Linked DNA regions of Homo sapiens: all the other regions are linked to region 4. Evidence: chromatin contacts called from ENCODE Hi-C or POLR2A ChIA-PET data. All regions are on one chromosome and are shown on one strand. Each heading gives the region's core, a stretch centred on a gene start or an enhancer-like site at or near the end of the contact. The rest is flanking DNA. Distances are from core to core; before and after follow the strand shown. Region 1 holds the start of DISC1 (DISC1 scaffold protein). Region 2 holds the start of LINC01682 (long intergenic non-protein coding RNA 1682). Region 3 overlaps TSNAX-DISC1 (TSNAX-DISC1 readthrough (NMD candidate)). Region 4 holds the start of C1orf198 (chromosome 1 open reading frame 198).

What was found. A loop is a pair of places that touch in the nucleus more often than their neighbours do. ChIA-PET counts read pairs that join two places held with the same protein, here RNA polymerase II (POLR2A). Pooled maps may share reads with other maps.
Region 1: a pooled map shows a loop between it and region 4 (3-fold over the local background). The contact joins the promoter of DISC1 here to the promoter of C1orf198 in region 4. A Hi-C loop is called at or near these places in 7 of 50 pooled maps. POLR2A ChIA-PET finds 5 or more read pairs at or near these places in 2 of 52 experiments (PC-9 and activated naive CD4-positive, alpha-beta T cell).
Region 2: a map of gastrocnemius medialis shows a loop between it and region 4 (3-fold over the local background). The contact joins the promoter of LINC01682 here to the promoter of C1orf198 in region 4. A Hi-C loop is called at or near these places in 1 of 168 maps with a recorded cell type or tissue (gastrocnemius medialis).
Region 3: a loop to region 4 is called in a pooled map, with 2.6 times the contacts of the local background. The contact joins the enhancer-like site here to the promoter of C1orf198 in region 4. A Hi-C loop is called at or near these places in 7 of 50 pooled maps. POLR2A ChIA-PET finds 5 or more read pairs at or near these places in 2 of 52 experiments (Caco-2 and activated naive CD4-positive, alpha-beta T cell).

Annotation. Positions count from the first base shown.
Region 1 is chr1:231,624,859-231,631,601 of GRCh38, reverse strand. It overlaps DISC1 (DISC1 scaffold protein), which reads right to left and starts at 4,812. Exons shown (of 13, transcript NM_018662.3): 1 at 4,668-4,812. The coding sequence starts at 4,734. All of the region lies in intron 5 of TSNAX-DISC1 (TSNAX-DISC1 readthrough (NMD candidate)), which reads right to left. RefSeq lists silencers at 3,093-3,293, 4,267-4,326, 4,657-4,916.
Region 2 is chr1:229,883,429-229,889,832 of GRCh38, reverse strand. LINC01682 (long intergenic non-protein coding RNA 1682) reads left to right here and starts at 4,015. Exons shown (of 2, transcript NR_146476.1): 1 at 4,015-4,293.
Region 3 is chr1:231,601,386-231,608,196 of GRCh38, reverse strand. All of the region lies in intron 4 of TSNAX-DISC1 (TSNAX-DISC1 readthrough (NMD candidate)), which reads right to left. The region is part of intron 1 of LINC00582 (long intergenic non-protein coding RNA 582); the gene reads left to right. Among named protein-coding and RNA genes, the nearest start is that of LINC00582, 7.3 kb to the left of the region's middle. Within about 2 kb of position 4,041, at least 12 of the 41 ENCODE cell types and tissues checked have a DNase peak (open chromatin) inside an H3K27ac peak, as active enhancers do.
Region 4 is chr1:230,863,948-230,869,898 of GRCh38, reverse strand. C1orf198 (chromosome 1 open reading frame 198) reads left to right here and starts at 1,378. Exons shown (of 4, transcript NM_032800.3): 1 at 1,378-1,719. The coding sequence starts at 1,387. RefSeq lists an enhancer at 815-1,406 and a silencer at 1,230-1,449.

The sequences.
Region 1 (6,743 bases), core at 3,563-6,062, 760 kb before region 4:
TTAAAAACTAAGACACAAACACACACACTAGCCTGGGCCTACCCAGGGTCAGGATCATCACTATCCCTGCCTTCCACCTCCACACCTTGTCCCGTTGGAAGGCCTTCAAGGCAAAAACACGCATGGAGCCATCATCTCCTATGACAACAATGCCTTCTTCTGATACCTCCTGAAGGACCTGCCTGAGGCGGGTTTACAGTTAACTTTTTTTTACTAAGTAGAAGTACACAAAATAACATTAAAATGTATAGTAAATACTAGGCATTAGGAAATTGACAGCCCAGTATAATCTTATGGGACCACTCTCACATATGTGACATTGACAAAACGTCATTATGCGAGGCATGACTGCACTTATTTTGAGACTATGTCTCTGCATACATAGTTCTCAGTAGCATCATTTGTTAAATAAGGATGCCGACATCTTACCTGCCAGAACACAAGGAGTTTAGCCAACTGGTGTTTTGAAGCTTCATCTGACAATAAGTTCTGTGATTCTGTTTATAAGTCTGTGACGAGTGACCCGAGTGACTGGAGGGAGCCCCATAATGTCTAGCATCCATTTCTGAGTCATGACAAAAAGCCAAAGGGGAAATGGGGCAGGGAAAGGAAGCAGATACAGGACCAGTAGTCATATAAGGGGCTGTGCACACCATGTGAGCCCCTGCCTACCTTCTACAGCTAAATGTCAGTATTTCATTCATTGCCCAGCCACAGTTCTCCCTTCCTGCTTCTACTTGGTGTGAACATTTGAAAGCTCATTGCAAAGTCTTCGCTCAAGAGAAACAGCTGGTGAACTCTGGTTTTGAAAGAAAAAATGGATTCTGAACGGCTAAAGCATCTGGAATTTTAAAAATTACATGATTGTTGCACAGAAGTCATTCGCTAAGGAATTTTTACCACAAAGTCATTAAAGTTAGGAACTAACAACGGAAGACTCCTCGAGGCTAAAAGTCTTATATTACTAAACGGTGCTGACTGAAAAATGGCTCTTCACCGGTGGTTCCAGCTGTGCCAGGAGGGGACCCTCCTCAACCCAGGGTGGCTGCCAAGGGAATCTCTGGAAACAGTGGGCTCTGCTTGGATTCATGAGAACACAGCATATAAACTCAATTACCATCATTATTATCAAAAGAATGATTCTGGCCAGGTGCAATGGTTCACATCTGTAATCCTGGTACTTTGGGAGGTCGAGGCAGAAGTTGCTTGAGGCTCAAGGTCAATCTGGCCAAAATAAGGAGACCCCATCTTTTTTAATTAAAAAAAGAAAAAAAAAGAATGATTCTAATTCTGGTCTAATGACCCTAACCTAAAATATTACCTTTTTTTGTACTCAGAAACTTTGTGTGCTGGTCTTTAAATCTTGTTTAAAGGGCCCGGCGCAGTGGCTCATGCCTGTAATCCCAGCACTTTGGGAGGCTGAGGCGGGCAGATTACAAGGTCAGGAGATCGAGACCATGCTGATCAACATGGTGAAACCCTGTCTGTATTAAAAATACAAAAATTAGCTGGATGTGGTGGTGGGCGCCTGTAATCCCACTACTCGAGAGGCTGAGGCAGGAGAATCGCTTGAACCCAGGAGGCAGAGGTTGCAGTGAGCCGAGATCGTGCCACTGCACTCCAGCCTGGCGACAGAACGAGACTCCGTCTCAAAAAATATATATATTGTTTAAAGGTCACCATTGTACCCTCTCTTTGCTCTGAAGGTCCTGCATCAAACTTTAACCAAAACCACAATAAAATTCAAATATCAACAATTTAGTCTCTAATCCTTCTCCAATCAAAATTTTTAGATTTTAAAAAAAGAAAAAGTTTTAATGAGCATAATAAATTGGCTTTGTTCTACATTAATGTCATAATGTTTGAGCAATTAGCAAGTACTATTTTTGTCATTTAACAAAAAACAATAATAGTTTGCCTCTCACTTTTGGATGGATGCATGCAGCATAGAAATGGGTTACAAGGACAGAGACACCAAGCTATTTGTCTACCTTGGTGAGATTACAGTATTTTTTAGTGTTCACTTACTTGTTTGTAGCTTTCTGTGCTTCCTGTAATGAGCATGCATTGCTTTTGGAAAAACAAAAACCAATAAGATAAACTTAATTTAGGAAACAAATAAACTAGGAATTGTTTCTGCAGCACAGAAACAGAGCATTCACGCTCCTCTCGGAAGTTTCTGCTTTCTTCTGGAGGCATCTTGGGTGAGCAATGAACTTCCTGCAGAAAAGTCCCGGGGCCCAGCCCTGCAAAGTAACCATGACACCCAACGCCTCGATTTCCGGTTACACCTCATGTGCTATCCTAAGGGTTCTGGCAAATGAGTGTTGAAACAAAACAAAACAATCCAGATACCACTTAGAGATTTGTGATGAGATCTTGCAACCTGTTCTTTCAATGTTTTAATAACTTTTCTGCAAATTGTCATCATTTGTTTTACAAGAAGATAGTTTAAAGTATATTTTATAAAATAAGTCTGAGGGAAATTAAAATTATGCCAAAGCCTCTTTTGCCAGGATTAACAGTTCACTCTTACATTTTGGGTCTATAGATATGCAGGATGGAGGTTGGGCCTGGTGGCTCATGCCTGTAATCCTAGCGCTTTGGGAGGCCAAAGTGGGAGGAATGATTGAAGCCAGGAGGTCGAGACCAGCCTGAGCAACATAGCAAGACTCCAACTCTAAAAAAAAAAATTAGCTGGGCATGGTGGCATGCGCCTGTAATCCCAACTACTCAAAAAGCTGGAACAGGAGGATCTCTTGAGCCCAGGAGTTCAAGGCTACAGTGAGCCATGATTGTGCCACTGCACTCCATCCTGGGTGACAGAGCAAGACTCTGTCTCCTAAAGAAAAAAAAATTACCTAAATTCTAATATAGGTCTGTTCTGAATCACAGCTCCACTCTATAAGTTCAGTTTGGCAAGCGGCCAAGAACACAGTTGTGAGTGGCACCCACACCAGGGTTCTAATCCTGGCTTTACACTTAAGAGCTCTGTGAGCTTGGGAACCAAGCAGGGTGACCCTGAACCTCAGCTTTGTCATAGGGAAATGAGGACTGTAATCCCAGTCCCATAAAGATGCAGGGAGGATTTCATCAAAGGAATTCATAATAAAATGTCTGGCACATTGTAAGTTCTAAAAACCTGCAGATGTTACCATTCCCTCCTAGTACTATCATGTCTTATATGTGCATAGTGACTCATACTCCACAAGGTGCTTTCAGATCTTTTGCCTCATTTAATCCTCAGGCAATGCGATCAGTACAAAAGGCAGTAATTACTACCCCCATTTTTCTTTTATCTTTTTTGTAAACAGATGAGAAAACAGGCTCAAAGTCAAAGAGCCCGAAAAGCGGGTATCTTGTCCACGGTTCTTTTTGCTCTGTGGCACAGAACTGAACCTCAGAGGACTTCATGTACCATGCCGAGCACAGGAGAACTACATGTGTTTTTAAATGCCCTACTATTCCTGCATTAATCAAATCAAACTGGTATTCTCACATTACTCCCAATTATTTAGATTTTGCCTAGGAAAAATAGCAACTAAGGTTTTTTGAGAGTGCACTGGGTATTTCAGGCATTGGGCGAGGTGCTTCACTTCCACCATCACAGTTAAACCGCATAACAACCCTATGAAGCAGGTACTGTCATAGTCTCCTGCATGTCCAGGATTGACATGCAGGCAGACTGTCTCCAAACCCCAGTTCCTATGGTCCTAGTGCTGTCCAATTCAAATTTGTCCAGTTGATGATAACACTTTGCAAATTGATTTCCCATACAACAAACCTAACGACACATGGAGGCCAGGCTATGAGTGTTCTCCTTTACATTTCAGGAGACTGAGGCTCTGAGAGGTTAAGCGACTGACCCAGCCCTGTCCTCACCCAGCAAGAACACAAGGCAGCACTCCCTAACTCCAAATCTCACTGTCTTTGGAAAACCTCACATTTTAAGAGTGAGAAGGTAGAAGTCCTGTCATTGTTGAAAAACAACCATCCACAATCATCACTAAGAGTTGACAGCGAGACCCGCGCTCCAGGCGGTGGAAACCGAGCAGTCTCCGGCTTGGGCCATCCCCGTTACTGTAGCCAAGTAGGAAGTGGGCGGTGACACTGATTTCAGAGCAGCCCCTAGGGAAGGCACAGGCACCAGTTCCTGGTCCCGCTCCCAGCCTCCTCCCTCCAGGTCCCCGAAGGGGTGGAACCCGAGATCCAGCTGGGTCTTGGGGTTAAGGCGGGCGGGACGTCCCCTGTCCCGAGGGGGCGCAGGCTGGGGCGCACCGCAACGAGAGTGCAGGCGGCGCAGGTGTCCCAGGACGGGGACGGATCCAAACCCCAAGCACGCCTCTGCAACCTTTCCCGGTCACCTGGACACGCAGCGGGGGCGCGGGTCAGACTCCTACAGTTTCGCAAACTGCGGGTCCCGGGGATCGCTGCACAGTCCTGGGTCAGGGACCTGGCCCGGCTCGGCGCTGGTGCCGGGCTGGCAGCCCAAGACTCGCTCTTCTCTCAACCTCGCACGCCTCGCGTCCTGCCTCAGTTTCCCTCACCTCGAAAGGGGTTGTTAACAGAGGCACGCCCTGACCTACGCGACTTCCTGGGGGCCAGAGCGCGCCCTCCTTGCCAGGACCCCCCCAGGACGTGCTAGGACTCTGTGGCAGCTCCCCTACCTGCGCGGTGGCTCACGCCGCCGCCGCCGGCGGCGGCTGGGGCGCCCTGAGGACCCCCGCCTGGCATGCGCCCCGCTGCCAGCTCCTCCCGCTCCGCCTGGGCTGCCTCCTGCTCCTTCCCCGAGGCCAGAGGCGGGGGGAAGGGAGCAGCGCGCTGGACGGGAAGTGGGGAGGGGGCTGGCGACGAAGGGGGCGGCTCCTTTCTTCTCCTCAGCGAGTCCGCTGTTTCCTTTCCAGCATTGGCCCCTGACGCGCGCGCGCGCGCGCACACACACACACACAGACATACACACACACGCTGCTGGAGCGGGCGGGGCCAGCGGCCCTCACAGCCTGTCTCCGGGATCTCAGGACCTCAGAAAGTTTGCTTTCACTCTGACTCATTTCTGGAAGAAACAAGAGGGGAAGTGCAGGAAGCCTCCAGGATGGGGTACAGGAGGGCGCCTTCCAGACGCATGATTTAAGAAGTGACCACACAGTGATGGAGAAGATGGAGGGATGTGAGGGGCTCATTTATACAAAGTGGGGGCGGGGGGGAGGAGTGGGGATAACTGATGACCCTGGAAAGAGATGAGTGGGAGCAGATGTTTAGAAATGAGATAGGATTCCAACTTCTAGCATCTTCCAGCAGCTCCGGGCTGGTTCCAGGACACAGAAGTCCATGCAAGCTCCTAGGCAACTGACTCCCCCCTTCACCCCTTCTCTTTGGTTCATTCAAGGAAGCTACTGGAGCACCCCCTAGGTAGCACCTGCTATAGGACAATGGGTACAAGGAAGGGCTACACATGAGCTCTTTGCCCTTAAGCAGCTCACCTCCAGGCTAGAAGGAGAGCACGTGCATAGAAAACGAAATCACAACATGAGATAGAATGTGCCATGTGCCAGAGGCTTGGCACAAAACCTCTTGCAATGGTTCAGGGATAGGAGGGAGAACTGTGAAGAAGAAGGGTTGGGGAGACGTTCTGCAGGAATGGGAAGGATCTCCTTAGAACGAGAGGAGTTAGAACTAGAGGAAGGCTGAGGTCCTTCAAAAGCTGAAGATCTTAAGACTGAAAGCACACAGTTGTACTTAAAATCAGTGTGTTTGCCCGGCATGGTAGTGCACTCCTGTAGTCCCAGCTACTCGGCAGGCTTAGGTGGGAGGATTGCTTGAGTCCAGGAGTTCAAGGCTTCAGTGAGCTATGATGGGGCCACTGCACTCCAGCCCAGGTGACAGAGAGAGACCCCCCACACCCCCACCACATCTCTAAAAATAAATAAATGTATGAATATCTAAGGCCAGGCACTTTGGGAGGCCAAGGTGGAAGTTCACTTGAGTCCAGAAGTTTGAGATCAGCCTGGGCAACATAATAAGAACCTCTTTTTTTTTTTTAACTTTTAAGTTCAGTTTGTTACATAGGTAAACTTGTGTCATGGGTGTTTGTTGTACAGAGTATTTTGTCACCCAGGTATTAAGCCTAGTGCTCATTAGTTGTTTTTCTTGATCCTCGCCCTTCTCCTACCCTCCGCCCTCCAAAAGGCACCAGTGTGTGCTGTTCCCCTCTATGCGTCCATGTGTTCTCATCATTTATCTCCCACTTATAAGTGAGAACATGCAGTGTTTGGTTTTCTGTTCTTGTGTTAGTTTGCTAAGAATAATGGCCTCCAGCTCCATCCATGTCCCTGCAAAAGACATGATCTCATTCTTTTTTATGGCTGCATAGTATTCTATGGTATATATGTACCATATTTTTTTATCCAGCCTATCATTGATGGGCATTTAGATTGATTCCATATATTTGCCGTTGTGAATAGTGCTGCAGTGAACATGTGTGTGCATGTGTCTTTATAATAGAATTATTTATATTCCTTTGGGTGTATACCCAGTCATACGATTGTTGGGTCAAACAATATTTCTGTCTTTGGGTCTTTGAGGAATCACCACACTGTCTTCCACAATAGCTGAACTAATTTACACTCCCACCAACAGTGTAAAAGTGTTCCTTTTTCTCCACAACTTCTCCAGCATCTGTTATTTTTTGACTTTTTAGTAATACCCATTCTGACCGGTGTTAGGTGGTATTTCATTGTGGTTTT
Region 2 (6,404 bases), core at 2,766-5,265, 980 kb after region 4:
AACTGTGGCTACCACTTGGTTAATTTGTCAGTAGTCCATCTTCATCTGCAATGCACCATTTCATTTTTGTGTGGTGGGACTAGTAAATTATTTAGGGATATGATGGGGACCACCATAAAGTCTGCCTTCCTTGAGCCTTGGAGGGTGGCGTTCTAATCCAGAAAGAGGCAGTATTTCTGATTTTCTATCTTGGCTGGGGTGAGGAATTTTTGAGAACTTCCACTAGGCATTTCGTAGCATCATGGCTCTTATTTTATAACAGGTTCTCCCACTGTTAAGTATGTCTATTTCGATTATGAACTCAGAGACCAGGAAAATGAACAGCAGCTAGGGCATAGATCCATTGGCCTCACTATGAGACTGATTTGAAGCCAGGACTTTCCTCATATCAACAGAGGGTGTTATTATGGCACTGGTCCCATCGTGTCAGCTTTAGCTCAGATCTTGTGTCCACAGCTCTTCAAAGATCTGAGTCCTCAGAAGAAATGTCCATAGATCTTTTTGGTAATAGATAGGGGGTATCACTACTGTGTATGCTTAATGTGGCAATACAAGGTCATTTCTCAGGGGTACCCAGCCTCTCTTTCAATACAGGCTCTGGGTCTGATAAGTGGCTCAGGTCTGGAAACTGGGCAAGGGATCAAGATTTTTCATTGCAGCAGCTGACATCAGCCTTCTGCTCATCAGCTTTTGATCTTTAGTTACATAGTTCAAACAATATGTTCCAGTCTCACTGCTAGGAACACCACAGTCTATTAGTTACTACTCCCTGATTCCTGCAGATAAGAACCCAGATTGTCCTTCTAACTTTGCTGCTGTTACAATCATTTGTCTACTTTGCCTTTGATGGGTAAGTGCTGCCAACTGTGCTGTGCCCTTCTTGAATCCCATCATACCCAATGACACTAAGAGGGAGCCCAGACCCATAGCAGCCTAGAAAGGTCAATCACCGGAAGTTTCTCAACAATGTTGATGGCCACCTCACTGACGTATTCCTTATATTGCTAATGGAGAGCAAACCCTCTGGGCTCTCCCAGAGCTGGCTAATTGGCAGATTCTCTGGTCTTACATAGTAAATCTATTTTTGTATGCCTACCTCGCTAGACACTCTACCCTTTCTGCTGCAAAGTTCTGGCATTAACAAGAGGTCATTATTGTTTCCAAGCTGTAAGGCACTATCTTGGCAGTGCATCAGGACTGGCTTAGGTGTTCTTGCCAGGACACTACATCCTGAGCCACAGGAGACAGCCCACATATCCATAAACTCTCCTTCAGTCCAGCATTCTCAAAATTCAGCCCCAAACATGTCTTCCTGGGTCATGTTGGTACACATTAGCTAGATGTTACATCCCTTTCTGAAACGATGACAGTAATTCTCTCATCGGGCATTCCAAGGCATGTACCAATTATTGGCCTAAACAGGGATTGGCAAACTATGGCCCATGTGTCAAATATTGTGTGTTTTTTGTAAATAAAGTTTTATTGAAATACCCATTCATTTACATATTGTCTATGCTGCCTTTGTGATACAATGGAAGAGTTGAATCATTATGGCAAACACTGTACAGACCACAAAGCCTAAATTTTTTGCTGTCTCTTTACAAAATAAGTCTGCTGACCCCTGGTCTAGAAGCTGTGAGGGCTGGTGGAGGAAATCTTGAGAAGGGTACTCATCATCTCAGAAAGCCTCTGCCTCAAGTGAGGGCTTTGTATGGTCTTGGGGTAAGGGAAGGCTTTTTCTCTCTACAAGGGAAGTGGGCCACTTCTGCAAGCCGAGAGAGTTCCAGGGAATCTGAGGATTGAAGGTTCTCAAGCACATCTACCTGAAAGTCCTCATTTCAGGTCCTCAGGTCTCTTCCTCCTTATCAGCCCCTTGACTTTGACACAGAACATTTGCTGGAGCCACAAATTCAGACTTTGCTATTCTTTTATCAGATCATAAGCTTAATTTTCAGCAGGATGTGCCATCCAGTTACAGAGCCTTGTTAATTGGTAGATTCTCTGGTCTTACATAATAAATCTATTTTTGTATGCCTACCTTGCTAGACATTCTACCCTTTTTGCTGCCAAGGCAGTTTTGGCATTAACAGGAGGTCATTATTGTTTGCAAGCTGTAAGGCACTATCTTGGCAGTGCATTAGGACTGGCTCTAGCTGTTACATGCTGTCATAGAGATTTTCTGGCTTCTAATTCTGTGCTTACTTTGGTTGTTAGCTGACTCAGCCTGGCCTATTTTCTCCCTTCAGGGCATTGATGCACCTAACAATCATCTCCACCGCACTTGTATGTGCTGTCACCACCATAGCTCTCAAATGCTAGTGATATTATTGCACAAGCTGGTGCGTCCTCTAGCACCTGCACTTCTTCCTGTATCAACCAGGCTCCAGCCCAGCCAGGAGTTTTAAACCACATTAGTTATTTTTACAGAGAGAATTTAATACCAAGAATTGAGGAACCAGACAGGTCTAAATGGGCACATTGAGATAGGGTGAACAACCATCCCAGTTTGCCCAGGACTGTTCTAGTTTTAGCACTTAAAGCACTGTGCTCTGGGAAAAACTTTAGTCTCAGGCAGAGCAGGACTGCTGGCCACCCTCACTGAGGTATCACAGAGATGGTAACGGCAGGATGCAGCTCTCATCCCAGTACTGGGGGGCACACAGGAAAGAGTTTTGTCTAAGTAGAGGGCACCAGCTAACTGGTGCTTGTATCCCTGAGGGGTGCCATGAAGCTGGTTTGGGCAAAGCCATTAACTGGAACCAATTGTTGCTATTGGAACCAAGTGTTGTGAGTGCAAAGGTGATGCATCATTGCTGGGATGAGCCTGACACCAGAGGAAGGGAGGAGATGAGAAGGAGCATGTCCCTTCTTTCTTCTCTAGCCTCCAGTTTTCCTCCAGCTTCCCGTTGCCCCCCGCCCCAGAGCCTAACTGGGAGCCACTGGCAGGGCAGAAATGTGGTAGGTGGGAATTCCTAGCCGCAGCATCAGAGAGCAGTGTACCAAAGACCCGCATCCACCCTGGCATTCCGGCTGCTTACTGGGTGGAGCTGCAGTAGCTTATTCACCAAGTGAAGACATTCTTAACAGTCACGATGCATGCCAAGGGGTCATCACCACCCACTTACCACCGAAAACCGGGGCCTTGTTGCCCTCTGAGCAGCAAAGGATCCAAGAGCAGAATCCCACAAAACTCTGCTACCAAGACCCCTTCAAACTCTAGCTGTCTTAGTTTGGGGGGCCCCCAAAGCAGATCCCAAGGCAAAGATTTGAGCACAGTGATTTATTTGGGAGGTGGATGGGGCAAATAAAGATACATTATTGAGCCAGCTAGCACCACAGGAGACTGTAGGGTTGGTCTGGGCTGGGTCCAAGTGGGCTGCTTTAGAATCCAGATGACGGAGCTGGGGGAAAGAAGCACATTCCCCATTTCTTCAAGAAACTCAGCCTACCTGCAGGAATGCAGGGAGCACCTCAGAGGCTTTAGACCGTGGTGGGGAACCCCACGCAGGCTGCACCTAAGGCAGGGACACGCAGTTCACATCTGCCACAGCTGTGATGAGGGGCCTCCACTGGATATCTGGCCATGGCACACAGCGGCCACCACCAAAAGGGCAGGAGGAGGGAGACATGAGATCTGAAGTCAGCTTGAGTGAGGAGCCTGAGATGCTGAAGAAATCGGGAGAACGTGGCGGGTAGTGGGCAATGCCTTAGTTTGAGTTACCCCCAGAAGCAATCCCTGGGAAAGGACACAAGCACATGTTGCTTCCTTGGGAGGTAAAGGAAAACATCATTAGGGGAGTAGTGAAATGAGACAGGAAAGGGGATGTGGCCGGTACAGGGTGTGTTATCACAGCAGCCATGGCTGTGGGTAACAGGAGCCTAATGCCACAGGGAGCTGGAAGCCAGCAGAACACACATACCTTGTGGGTGGGAGAAGCTTCAGTGTTTCCGTGCAGGATTCAAAGATTGCTTCTCTCATTAATTCTCCTCCTGGACTGCCTTGCCTGAGGGCAGAATGACCTTCTGTGGCTACAGAGAAAGGCTTCAGGCAAAGAGATGCAGCTCTGGGCCCCAGAGTCCGCTGGAGCACACTGAAGCTGGAGCACACTGAAGTGGAAGATGGGGCTGCAGACAGAGACTGGGCAGCCTCTGCTCCAGGGAGGCCCGAGAGCCAGAGAGCAGATTCCATAAGAAGAATAACTCCCATTCCTCATGCATGAGACCCTCTGCTAAATGCTTCCTGTGCACCACCTCCAGAAATCCTCCCAAGCCAGGACACCAGCAGTATTACAGGTGGAATATCCCTTATCCGACATGCTTGGGTCCACAAGTGTTTTGGATTTTTTCAGATTTTGGAATATTTGCGTATATATAATGAGATATCTTGGGGATGGGACTGAAGTCCAAACATGAAATTCATTTATGTTTCATATACACCTTATATGCAGCACATAGCCCAAAAGTGATTTTGTGTAATATTTTAAATACTTTAGTGCATGAAACATAGTTGTGACTATAACCTGTCACATGAAACCAGGTTGGAATTTTCCACTGGTGGTGTCATGTTGATGCTCAAAAAGTTTTGGATTTTGGAGCATTTTCGATTTCGGATTTCTAGAGTAGGGATGCTCAACTGTATTATTATTTTCATTTTACAGGTAAGAAAATGGAGGCTCCCAGAGATTTGACAACCTGCCCGCAGCAATGACCAAATCAGACTTGGTGCTAAGTCTGCACCTCCCCAAAGTCAGTGTGTTTGTATGCTCTGCTGCCACTGCCCCCCGCTGGCCCTGCACATGATGTGAACCATCAGGCAGACCTGGAGTTCTGTCTCCTGGGTGGGCTGCTTGCCAACACCAGGGTGGCTGGCCCCTGCCTGTGTCAGGTCCTGCAGTGTTGACTCTCTTCGTGTGATGTTGGGCAGGTGGAGCTGGTTGTGCTGAGCCTGAGGAAACATCCAATGTGCCAAACTTTCTTGTGTGTTTCCCTCTGCTGGTTATTTAGTAAGCCCAGGAAAAGAGCAAATCCTGCCCCCAACAGATGATCCTCTCGATGAGAGTGGTTATGGTGATGATGCCAGCATGCAGTGGGGAGATTCGACTTTTCGAGATTCTTCCAGCCCTTTGCTTCCCACATTTCATAATGCTTGATGGCAACAGCTCTGCTGACTGTTTGGGAAAAAGACAATACTTATGTCCCTTTTAGAGACACTTTACTCAGTCCCTCCCGCAATGCTTAGTACGCAGAGAAAATAGTAAAATTAACCCGATTTGCTCATCACTCAGTTTTGGCCGTTATCAACTAATGGCCACTCTAGTTTCTACTGGGGTCCCATATACTCTGCCTGTCCCCTGATTATTTAGGTGCTAATCCCAACATTGTATCCTTTTGATGCGTTCCAAAGCAAAAATATTGATTCCTAAGCTACCCTTGTGAATTTTCTGATTCAGGAGGTCAGGAATGGGGCCTGGGAATCTACACGTATTTTCGATTCTCCAGGTCTGGGAACCTACAGTATAAAGGAATGAGCATGGACTTTAAGAAAGTCTGAGTTTGAGTCTTGGTTTTGCCCAAGCCTTATAACTTTGGACGAAAACTTTAAGTTTTTGGACCTTGACCTCTTTGTCTTGAAGGATCACCAACTCTGTGAACTTGTGGTCCACTAAGACCCTCCAACATTTTTCACATTAAATACATGCTATCAATCTTGTGTCTCTCAGCCTTCCCCTGCCTTGGTGTTAGGCTGGGGGTGGCGGCAGCAGGATTGCTTGTGAGTTATCCTCTTTTGTGGTGGTTGCGTCCACAAGATCTCTCCAAGCTGTGTTCCCTGTCTCCCATGTGGTGTGTCCCAACACTGTGTCCCCTTTAGTCCCATTCAAGCTTCCCTCACTCTATTTGCTCCAACCCACTGTGCCCAGCTCCCTGGGAAACTGATGGGCAGAACCTATCCCTAAACAGCATTCTTCAATCACAAAATTCTTGCACCTAGAGTAAAACTGACATTTGATTCAGGTCAGTGATCGTTTTTTCCAACCAAAACCAAATCCTAATTTCCGTGGTTGGCATGCATGCAGTCATTTGGTGCTTATGAAAAAGAAAGCAGGCTTCACTGAATTGCAAAAACAAGAACTTTGCTGGCTTTTGGTGTGCTCAGCATTTTTCTGAATGAAGATGGCAACTCACAGTGAATACACATTTTTTTTTCTGGTTATTTAATTAAATGGAGTTCAGAGGGAAGGAACATAAATAAATAAGACAAGCAAATTGGGACGCACATTTGAACTAGAATGAGAAAAGAGCGGTTTCCTGAGGCGGAACACCTTCACAATGGAGCACAGCTTTATTTAGTACAACACTGCCCCTGCAAATTGTGTCCTCAGTTGTTTTGGGGAGTTGAATGTAAC
Region 3 (6,811 bases), core at 2,792-5,291, 740 kb before region 4:
AAAAAAAAAAAAAAAAAAAAAAAAAAAGAATGAGCAAAGATTTCATGACAAAGACACCAAAAGCAATCGCAACAAAGGCAAAAATTGACAAGTGGTATCTAATTAAACTTAAGAGCTTCTGCACAGCAAGAGAATCTACCAACAGAGTAAACAGACAACATACACAATGGGAAAAAATACTGGCAAACTATGCATCTGACAACGGTCTAATATCCAGCATCTATAAGGAACTTAAATTTGCAAGAGAAAAACAAACAACCCCGTTAAAAAGTGGGCAAAGGACATGAACAGACACTTTTCAAAAGAAAACATACATGCGGCCAACAAGCATATGAAAGAAAGCTCAATACCACTAATCATTAGAGAAATGCAAATTCAAACCACAGTGAGATACCACCTCACACCAGTTAGAATGGTTATTATTAAAAAGTCAGAAAATAACAGATGCTGCTAGGCTGCAGAGAAAAGGGAACATTTATACACTGTTGGTGGGAGTGTCAATTAGTTCAACCATTATGGAAAGAAGTATGGCGATTCCTCAAAGAGCTAAAAGCAGAACTACCATTTGACCCAGCAATCCCATTACTGGGTGTATACCCAGAGGAATATAAATCATTCTACCATAAAGACACATGCACGCGAATGTTCACTGCAACACTATTCACAATAGCAAATACATGGAATCAACCTGAATGACCATCAATGACAGATTGAATAAAGCAAATGTGGTACATACACACCGTGGAATACTAAGCAGCCGTAAAAACGAACAAGATCATGTCTTTTGCAGGAACATGGATGGAGCTAGAGGTCATTGTCCTTAGTAAAGTCACACAGGAACAGAAAACCAAATACCACATGTTGTCACTTATAAGCAGGAGCTAAATGACAAGAACTTATGAACACAAAGAAGGAAACAACAGACACTGGTGTCTACTTGAGGGTGGAGGGTGGGTGGGGGGAGAGGAGCAGAAAAGATAACTATTGGGTACTGGGCTTAATACCTGGGTGATCAAATAATCTGTACAACAAAACCCTGTGACATGAGTTTACCTATGTAACGAACTTTTACATGTAACCCTGAACCTAAAATAAAAGTTTAAAAAAAATGGAAAAGAGGGTAGTCATTACCGGGGTAGGCAGAGGGAGGAAAAAGCCCTTAAGAGAAAGATCAGCAAGCTAAGGAAGAGGAGGAGGTGTGCAGGCTGGGAGTTGAGCCCCACTGCCCTCCTCCTTTATAGGGCAGCAGCAGGATGCAGGAGAGATATCAGCCTCCCAAGCATCACTTCTCAGGAATGCAGTGGAGCTAGCCCTGCTAACTGCAATACTATGACAGGGATTCTGAAAGGGCATTCCTCTTATAATTAAATACCTAGGTACTGGGAGGCAAATAAAAATCATAATAAAAGCCAACAGTAATGAGTTTACCGGCCAGACACGGTGGTTTATATTTTAATCCCCGCATTTCAGGAAACCAAGATGAGGCGGGAGGATCGCTTGAGCCCAGGAGTTTGAGACAAGCCTGGGCAACATAACGAGACTCTGCCAAAAAATTAAAATCAACGAAACTAGCCAGGTATGGTGCCAGCACCTGTAGTCCCAGCTACTCGGGAGGCTGAGATGGGAGGATCACTTGAGCCCAGGAGTTCGAGGCTGCAGTGAGCTGTGATAGCACCACTGCACTCCTGCCTAGGAGACAGAGTGAGACCCTGTCTCGAAAAAATTTTTAAACATTTTTTAAAATTAAGAGCTTATCTATTGTCTGTTACCATTATGCCAAGGGCTTTACTTTGACCATTTTTTTCAGTTCTCAAAAGAATGCTACAGATTTAGTAGTGATGCAATTACCCCCATTTCACAAATGGGGAAACTGAAGCTTTAAAGAGGTTAAATACCATGCCTATGTCTAGGATGTAAGCAATGGAGCTGGACATCTTGGGGACTCCAGGACCTATGGTCCTAACCATGGTTCTTGGGATGGCTTACTGCCTCCCAGGGTGAGCTGGAGTAACTGGAGTGAGTGGACCCAGACAGGACAATTAAGCATTCCTAAAAGTGGAGCATTTAGTACGTGCAGTGTCTTGGTGCAGCATGAAGGCCAGAGAAGATGCAATGAGATAGATTAGTGTCAGGTCCTAGTTGACTGAATGGCATTTTGATCCAATATTTTAAAAATCCCTGGATTCTGTTATAGGGGCTCCTCACTTTAAGGAAATCTGATATTCAAAATCCAAACTGAAGTAGGAATAACAGCTTGTTCATTGAGCAGCTACTGTGCACCTTGGCATCACACCAGGAGTTTTCTAAACATGACCTCACAACTGCACAATTCTGCCAGGCGAAATTATTAGCCATATTCCCAAGCCAGGCACTATGAGCTGAGTTGTGACTTCCAAAATTCAAGTGCTGAAGCCCTAAGCCCCAGTGCTTCTGAATGTGACCGTATTTAGAAATAGGATCTTTAAGGAGGCAATTGGGTTAAAATGAGGTCATTAAGGGTGGACCCTAATCTAATATGATTGATATTCGTATACGAAGAGGAGATGAGGCCACAGACACAGGACACAGACACACCCTGAGGGGTGACCACGTGAGGGCACATCAAGACAGCAGCTGCCTGCAAACCAAGAGAAGCAGTCTCATAGGAAACCAACCCAGCCAACACGTTGATCTCAGACTTCCAGCCTCCAGAACTGTGAGACAATACATTTCTGCTGTTTAAGCCACAGTCTGTGGTACTTTGCTATGGCAGTCCTAGCAAACTAATGCACCAAGGAATCGAGTCTGAAAGTCTAGTTTTTGTCCAAAATCACGAAGACTGTGTCAGAGCTAAAAATGCAGTCTGTGCTACTGCAAAACTTACACAACAGAAGGGCCCTCTCCTGTACCAGAAGGTTTGCTCCAGGCTTCTGAGTATCAGCTACACTGTTTCATCAAAACACAATTCATTTGACAAAAGCCACTTGCCCTTCTGGCAAAAGAGATCTCAAGCAAAGAAAATTCTACTGATTTCACTCATGCCCCCTTGTAGATGGTGATGTTTCTATAATGAAGCATTTAAAGATTCTGATCCCATGTCAGAAAATCTGGATGGACTGTTATATATGAGAGAAAAACTACGTTTGCATATCGATCAATGAATGAAAACAACCTGAGAAATGGAAACCATTTGATTTGGTGAAGTAGGAGCAAATGAAGTAAATTTTTAAGTAATGTTTATTTCCCATGTTATATAAGGTTATCTGAAAAACAAACATTTAAAATTTTTCCTTTTAAACTTTTTTCACATTCATATTTAATACACCTTTTGCACTAATTGCCAGAAATTAACACCCCTCAAAACGTGTGTGTGTGTGTGTGTGTGTGTGTGTGTATGTATATTTTAGATTGAGTCTCACTTTGTCGCCCAGGCTGGAGTGCAGTGGCGAGATCTCTGCTCACTGCAACCTCTGCCTCCCCAGTTCAAGCAATTCTCCTGCTTCAGCCCCCCGAATAGCTGGGATTACAGGCGTGCACCACCATCCCTGGCTAATTTTTTGTATTTTTAGTAGAGATGGGGTTTCACCATGTTGGCCAGGCTGGTCTCGAACTCCTGACCTCAGGTGATCTGCCAGCCTTGGCCTCCCAAAGTGCTAGGATTACAGGCATGAGCCACCTTGCCCGGCTCTATTTATATATTAAAAAGACCTTTATAAATTTAAAAACTTAAAATATATATTATAAAAGTATCATACACATGTGACAATAAAAATTCAAATAGAATTTTAAAAATTCAAATAGGACTGAAGGGAACAAACTAAAATATAAGTGGTTGCCCAAGAACCATCTTTAAGCATCTCTGGGTTTTAGTTCTTGCAATGATTACTTCTCTTTGTGACACTGTGTTATTTTGATCTTGACATTTTTAAAGAAAACATGGATTGACAGATACAAATGTCTTTGCATATGTCAAAATACTTTTAAAAATAAATAAAGGGGAAAAGAGCCTCTCAGAAATGGCCACTAGGTGGTAGAAGTTGACTAAAAACTGCTTTATTCGGTAGAGCCATCTCGATTGCTGCCCGCGACTTTTTTCCTCTAGGGAGAAGGGATTTCTTCAGGGTCTTCTCCTGAGATATCCAACATCTCCTCCTCGAGCCCCTTTGCTTAGAATGCCCTGTAGCCATTTTAGACTGCACACAAATGGAGATAACACAAGCAACTTCTCACCTTCCAGAGGGCAGGACAAGATGAAGAAGGAAGATCTTCAAAAGTGAAAGGTTAAGAAAGACAAGTACACACCCATACACACACCAGTCCTACCAAGGCAATGGTGACAGCAGGAAGAGATGGCTGCTCTTCCTCCAGAGCAGCTGTGATGCAGACCCACCTGTCACCCAAGAAGGAGAAAAGTGAACAACAGCTTCTGCCCTAGTGGAGCCTGAATTAACTCATAAGTCGAAATCCCCAGAATCTCTTTGCGCTTTGGTCTGTGCTATTGTACTTAACACACGCTCAATAAAGACTTATTGATTTGACTTAATCTCAAAACCACATTTCTAAAGCACCAAAGGACTATCTTTTGATTCATTAGATGTTTCTTGAGCTCACACAAGTGCCTAAACAACAGGGGAAAAGGTCGTAAAGATAAATAAAATAAAAGCCTTCTGTATTTTTTTTTTTTTTTTTTTTTTTTTTTGAGACGGAGTCTCACTCTGTCACCCAAGCTGGAGTGCGGTGGCGCAATCTCGGCTCGCTGCAAGCTCCGCCTCCCGGGTTCACGCCATTCTCCTGCTTCAGCCTCCCGAGTAGCTGGGACTACAGGAGCCCGCCACCACGCCCGGCTAATTTTTTGTATTTTTAATAGAGACAGGGTTTCACCGTGTTAGCCAGGATGGTCTCGATCTCCTGACCTCCTGATCCGCCCGCCTCGGCCTCCCAAAGTGCTGGGATTACAGGCGTGAGTCACCACGCCCGGCCAGGCTTCTGTATATTTTTCTATATGGCCAAAATGTTTAATGATTCTAAAAACTGAGAACAAACACAAGCAAACAAGTCAAAGGAAGAAAATGTTTAAATAAGAAAAATAAATGGGCCGGGCGTGGTGGCTCACGCCTTTATCCCAGCACTTTGAGAGGCCGAGATGGTCGGACTGCTTGAGGTCAGGAGTGCTTGAGGAGGTCAGCCTGGCCAACATGGTGGAACCCCTGTCTCTACTAAAAATACAAAAATTAGCTGGGCATGATTAGCACCTGTAATCCCAGTTACTCAGGAGGCTGAGGCAGGAGAATCGCTTGCACCCGGGAGGCGGAGCCTGGGTGACAGAGCTAGACTTCGTCTCAAAAAAAAAAAAAGAAAAGAAAAGAAAAGAAAAATAAATATCAATAACCCCTTCACACAAGAATTTTATTCCTACAAATTTATCCTTAGAAAATATGTCAATAGAGGCAAAAACTACAAAAGTGAAACTATAAATCTAAATAGCCAATGATTAATAGTTAATTGTAACATTAGTTTACTAGATCATTATCTATCCTTACAATCATTTTGAAGACTATGAAAAAATGAGTCATGCATAATAAGTTTACAGGTTTTTTTAGACATGAATATAACTAAGTTCACTAAAAGGCAAGCAGACTAAGCAGAATAATGTGTCTTCATAACAGTATGCCGATAGTAAGATCCAGAAATTGACTGAAGCACTGTGTTTTCATAAGAAGTACTAAGGATTCAATCTCCCAGCCCATGGCCCACAAATGTGATATGGTTTCACGCCATGGTTATCTTTTGTTTATTATCTTTGTTCTACAGTTGCCATAGCAGTAAAATTTATTTTCAATAGAATTATTAAAGTTTTCTTTGCTAACTAAAGCTTATTTTTGTTTTGCAACCATTAGCAATGTAAATTTACTCCCAACTATGCCAAACACAATGTTTACATTTTGTATCAAATTTTAAGCCTGTAATAAAATGTAGGTATTTATAACCATATAAATGTCCTTCTTCTTGGGCAAGATGAGGGGTTTATTTACCATGGCAGGGTCCAGGTTCTTTTGGCAGTCGTGGGATAGACTATGCCATCCCAAGGATAAAATCAGCTATTTATGCCAATGTTTACATGGGAGAATGAGTGACACTTAAATTCATGCTCTTAAAAAAAAGAAAAAGTGATCCACTTCTGGATGTTATTTGCGTAGATTTTGGCAAGGAAAAACTGAGCTTCCTTGGGCTAGGTCCAGAACCTGCAATCCCAGGACCTCTGCGAAGACCTAAGGGCAGCAGAGGTTGATTAAGCCCAGCAGAGAGATCTATTTCCTGGCTGATTCACAGACATAGCCTTCTAAGTCCTACAAAGTCTCACAGTGTGCAGAGGAGGAAAAGGAGACAAGTTCTGTTGAGAAGAAAGCTAAGGGGTTCTCCATACCTTTCCCATTAGGCTGGAGGACTGACATTGACATCATTAGACCAGCAACTTTATGACCACTGAGTTCCCAAATCTTTAACTTCAGCCTATACATTTCCCCCTAAACGCTTTTTGCTCTAAAATCAAGAGAAATGTATATAATGTGTCTGATTCAGTGGTGCTTTCATATATATGCCATATGTATTATATATATTTCTCAAATATGTATGGGTACATACATTTGTGTACATATTATATATTCATATTTATATAAAAGCTATTTAACTGCTTTAAAAGGATGAGATAGCCCACCAGAAGTTTTGTGATTATGATAAGTGGAATTAAGTCAAACTTTGGTCTTTCAAAATAATAGACAATCAATAACCTGAAATTAATAACTTTTCATTTACACCTATACCAAAATAACAT
Region 4 (5,951 bases), core at 129-2,628:
AGAAATCAGTGGGATTCAGGTCAATGTATTGAGCTTCTCTAGCATCAACTCAAACAGAAGATCATACTCCAAAAAACTGTCCTTAAACTTCCGGTCTCATAAATAATCCGCCACTTACTGTGGAGACTATATTTGGTGGTGCTTGCCTTTCCCTGCTTCAATATATTATGTTGTGAACATTGTTGATAATAATGTCTTTAACTGTAGAGCCTGCCACATTCATGACATTCCAAAAATATTCTGAGGATTTCTGGGCCGGAAGATGAGGCCATCTCACATTTAAAATAGGACTTTGCAAGTTATTTCTACTTTTGTGTTCAGAACTATCCAGGCAAAGACCCTGGATAACAGCTGAAATGCTGGTTTTTGTTTTTGTTTTTTTATTTTACGAGTGGACACAATTCTCACCTGAGTCCTGTTAGTCTTGTTAAAATCAGTCAGATGGAGAGAGGGGCTTGGGGGAAGTGGGGGCTCGCTATAATTTTAATTTTGTGGTCTGTCTGGGACACACCTCAAAATTACAAACCCTGGCCCCCTACCTGTTGGGATGTCGCCTCTGAGTCTGAAAACTTTCTGCTCCTCTTTGGTTTGTTTGCAAACGTCGAACTGCCAAGAGTTCTGAGCTCCTTGGGTTGGGGAAAGGCACCTGGGCCACCGGGTACTTCATGCACCCACCTGGCCCCGAGGGGCGGCGGGAGCTGACTTTCCTTGAGCACCAGATGCCCCGAACCGGTCCAGCCTTCCAGGTCGCCCTCCAGCCTCCGGGCTGCCCTGCGCCCCCGGCTATCTGCAGCTCACCGCGCCAGGCCCCGGGCCCAGCGTCCTGGACGGGCCCAGAGAAAGCAGAGAAGGTGTGGCTCGTCCCAGAAAGGGACAGAAGGAAAGGAGTAAAAACAGAAGCCAGGCAGCCAGCGGCTTGGCCTGAAATGCTGGGGCTTTCTTAGGCTCACTGGAGGTTGAAAAAAGTTTCCTTTGTCAAGCAGTGGCCACGTGGCGCTATGGCGGTCACTACCGGGAATTAACCACGGCCACCCTCTCAGAGCGCCGGGCGCGGACTCAGGGACACGCCGGCTACCACCTGAGCCGGGTAAGGGGAGCCCGAAACCTGCGGGCACCGCGGTAATCCACTATGGAGGCGTAAAGGGGGACTCGTGGGGTCCGCGAGGGGGTGGCGGGGGGGGGCCCGGAGGGAGGAGCTCCCGGGGAGGGGGCCACGGAGGGCCGGGGTCCCGGGGCTTGGGGAGCTGGGTTGGCTTGGAGACCCGGGTACGCGGCGGTGCAGGGCGGGGTTCCCGGAGGGGGCGGGGCTCCGGGTGGCGCGGGGCGGGGCGAGGGCGGGCACAGCGAGGGGCGGGGCGCGGGCCGGGAGCGGCGGGCAGGCCGGGCATGGCGTCCATGGCGGCGGCGATCGCGGCTTCGCGCTCGGCGGTCATGAGCGGGAACCGGCCTCTGGACGACCGGGAGCGAAAGCGCTTCACTTACTTCTCGTCGCTGAGCCCCATGGCCAGGAAGATCATGCAGGACAAGGAGAAGATCCGCGAGAAGTACGGGCCCGAGTGGGCGCGGCTGCCGCCCGCGCAGCAGGACGAGATCATCGACCGGTGCCTGGTGGGGCCGCGCGCCCCGGCGCCCCGAGACCCCGGGGACTCGGAGGAGCTCACGCGCTTCCCCGGCTTGCGCGGGCCCACGGGCCAGAAGGTGGTGCGCTTCGGGGACGAGGTAGGTGCGGGCCTGGCCGCGGACCCTCTTCCCCTCCCGGCGCCCCGAGGCGCCCCGGCCCGGTGGGCACCTGCCGGCGTGAGGCCGCCCCAGCTGGTAGGGGCTGGAAAAGAAAAGGCAGGAATGGCAGTGGGTGGGAGGGGAGCCCCAGAGCCGAAGTTCGGGGGGTGGGGGCTCCGCTGGGGGAGTTGGTTAAGAGATCGCCGAGAGGTGGGTCGTTAAAGAACCTCCATCTAGACCTGATCCGCCGGCTCGCACGGACTCCAGAGACTTCTCCCGGAGCTGTCGTAAGCGAGGCTGACCAAAGTGGAAACAACAAGCAATTTTAAACCAGACAAGCCTGGGTTTTAATCCAGCTCTGCTACTTACTACCTGTATGGCGGTGGGTCAATTAACTTCTTAGAGCCTCAGTTTCCACTGTGTAAAACGGGGGTAATAACGCCACCCCGTGCCTGCCCGTGAAGGGACTGAGCAAATGATATATACTAACATGAATACTTGTGATGAGATGTATGGGGAAAGTAAAATTGCCAAGCCAGGTAACAAGGAAGAAAAGGTGTCTTCCAAGATAAGGAGGGAAACCCATCCATCACCCTAAGATGTTTTCCAAGTGAGCACAATGCCCAGCGTATGTTTTAAGGGTGAGCATGGTGGCCCTGTTTTCCACCAAAAAACTAAGGGACGATAAGTTTAAATGAGCTCCAGTAAGTCTTGGCCACATAACAGGGCATGTTTAGGTCTCAGATCTAGACACTGTCCAGACTGCTAGAGGGACAGTCATTTGTGAAGGTAGAAACGCTGAATCTGTTCCAGAAAAAGCTCAGGGATGACCCACACTTAGTCACAAACGCCTGAATCTTCTGTAGGGTTCAGAAACTTGGTCTTCTTTTTCTTAGAAATGTGTTTAACCGAAGCCTGTTTGGTGCCATTAGAATTTGCACTGTGACTCTTTGGCGTTTCAAACTCAACTTTTGCCGTGAGGAGCAAAGTCAAGCTGAGCAAAGAGTGTAGGAATGAAATCGCTCGCTGTTAAGGCTGTTTCTTGGGCTAGAGGAAGGAGAAGCTGGGAGAGATTTTTTCCGAGGAAGTTGTGGATTGTGGATGGAATTCAAGTTAAGGAGGTTTAGATCAGATTTTCAGGCTTGGGTGTGCTGAGACATTTATTAATACGAAGTGTTCATGGTCATAAACCCACTTTAATGTGAGGGAAAAGTGAAATGACTGAAGGATGCTGCCAGTGTTTCTTTATTCTGATGGAATCAAAAGGAAATTCTCTACTGGACTTCAAATTCTGATGGCTTTGCCAGGAAAAACAAGGGTGTGGTAAACTGGGGAGGGGAAAATATAGGTTTTAAAATGTATTCCTAGAGCTGAAACATTTTCAGTGGGAAAATAGGCGTATTTATAAAGACTTGTGTGCAGTGTTTGCGCCCAGATTTGGGGGATGAAAAAGCAGGCAGCACTCCTTTGGAAGAGTCACGAATAAATATGACAGGAAGTAAACTTCTAAGTACTTACAAATGTTGGAGAGTGACTGTCATTTTCCCTTAGCTTGGTGTCCAGCTAAGAATATCTACACGCCTACTCATGATGAAAAAGCCCATGTCATAGAAGAGCCCAGTATTACTGACAAGGAAGAATGTGGCCAAGTTAATTTTTTATTCTCATTCCTCATCTGGTGCCAGACTGAGCCGTTTCTGAATTTGTAAACTCAATGTGATTTAAAAGCAAGTGGAACTGTGCCGTGCTGTGGTGCCTGTATGTCCTTCCAGGAGTAACTCAGGAGAATTGAATCTCAGCTTTGCAAAACCAGCTGAGAGCATGTTCTGAAATGCCTCTGACCAGCCTCAGCTCAGACAGCAGAGGGGCAGATAGACCCTGAATTTTAACAGAGGTACATAGGAACATGGCCCAGGGTACATTTTTGCCTGCAGTGTCTGCGTAGGTTAATAGCAGTAGGGAATTTAAATTCCCCTGGACTGCGCCAGAGGTAGGCACCAAAGTGGAGTCAGTTGTCTCATTGTTGTCCCCAGGAGATCATTCATGGAGGAGGGCCAGCTCCTGGGCACAGGGATGATGGATAAGGACAGGATAGGCTGCTGAACAGAGGTACCCCCAAATAGGTGACCCCAAGTTTGTCCTAAAGGACTGTAAACTAGATAGAGTGGGGCCCAATGTCTCTTCCCACTTGATCAGTCTTCTGATGTGGTCCTGGGGCCTCCACAGCCCTTTCCGCTGCCCTGAAGGACACTGCCTATTTCTTTGAATGGTATCCTCTCCCCCATTGCCAGTAATGTTTTTCTATCTCACATAGCAACGTTTTAAGTCAGAGCATGCAAATACAGCCTCCAAATGTGGTGATCATCTTCTAGACATTTCTTGTGTATTGCAGGAACAAATAGAAATTGATTATATGATGCTGATCACAGATCTTGGTGGTTTTGAATGTGGTCAGGGGCTCAGTTCACTCACTGAAGTTCCGTGTGCATCTGACAGGTGTGGCATCTGTGTGTGTGTTTTCATCCTCATCCCTTGGCCTGAGGCCCAGATGGCCCCTTGCCTTGATGACTTAACCTGGTTCTCCTCAGGGAAGGAGGCTGCTGCCTTTGAGTATTGAAGCCGTGAAGGGACCTATCAGTCTTTAGGTTCTTGCTTCCTTGGAAATCAACAGAGCAAATATTTCTCAAGGCCCATTATATTAGAGACAAGGCATTTTAGCTTAGGGTACTTCATCCTCCCATAATCTTTACCAACTCCTTTAAAAATCCCCACGTGTGAACATATGATCTCAGTAAAAAAGCATGGAAGTATAGCTTCAACCTAGGCCCCGGCCCCTTCCCACAGCCACCCAACCCCATTTTGTGGAGAATCTGGAGCTGCTGCTGGAAGAACGCTTCTCAACCAGCAAAAGGAGAGGAGCCGGTGGAGCCCCATGTCCTGGATTCTTGTCCTGGCCATGCCAGCAGCAAGGTGCCACCCCTCTTAAGGGGTAGTTTGCCTCTCTGTGAAGTCTGGTGGCAGAACCAATGGCTCACAGAGTTTCTTTCCAACTCGCTGGTCTGGCTTGGAGCAGGCCCAGACACTGGGGCCGTGCACTTTGGGTCCAGTATTTTGGTAAGAACATTAAGGCAGGTTTGCAAATGGATGCTTTTGACAGTCTTTCACCCACGCTGCTTGATTGCCACGTTCTTCCTCCAGCAGTAGGGTTTCGGGAATGGCTTAGTTTGGGAGGGGAAAAGTTTTTATTTTAGAGGGATCACCCTGTTTGCTTCTGCTGTTTCCTGTTATCTGCAAGGAGAAAACCCCACACACCTCTGAATTGTTAGGAATGTGTTCCTCCCTGCTCCTGCCCCCAATCTTCTTGTCACTGATCTAGCAAGATCTGAGTACATGGTGAGAGTTACAGGGTTCTGCGTTCTGTGATACATTCTTGGCTCCAGATGGGCCCTAAGCAGATGACTGGGGGAGCTTTGGCAGCTGGTGCGTCTTGTTCGCGTGGACCTACTTGCCTCTTCCATCTCTCCATACGGTGGAGCTGGGCAAGAAGGGTGTTTCAATATCCCTAATCGGGGTTTCACATGTTGTGGAACGTGGATTTTTAAAGAACCCGGAGCCAGACAGCTCTGTCCCCTCTTCAACAGCTTGGCATGATCCACTGCCGTGTCCCTCCAGTGCCTTCATCTCTGCTCCTCCTACAGGAACCTGAGGACTTGCTGTTGCTCTCTTATTCCTCTTGGCCTTAGCTTCCTTTTCTGAAGCTGTTTTTGCCTCCCTATGTCTGCTGCATTGCCTGTGGCTTCTTAGTCCTTAGGCTAGAGGCGGCTATGGGTACCTATGTTTAGCAAACTGCTGAGCTGCTACACCCGCTCTGTGTCATTAGGGCTACCTGCAAAAGACCTTTCTGCAAACCTAGGGGCCTGTGTGCTGGCCAGCCTAGAGGTTTGCTTTCTAAAATAAACCAATTTATTACAAAAGTTTTTACCTGTACATTATTGTTAAAAGTTTCAAACCAGGCAGAAGGAGCATTATAAAACAGCTGGTAGAATCAATCGCTTCAGAACTTTCTTGAGCCTTACATCTTTGTTAGATTTGAGTTTGGCTGCTGTGTGGCCTCTCAATGCAGGACCAATGACACATGAAGTTTCCTCATCCCCTTTCCCTTTAGTAGACTGGCCTTTTCTTTTTGAAATCTGACATTAAAAAAATAAAATAAAAATAAAAAAAAGGAAAAA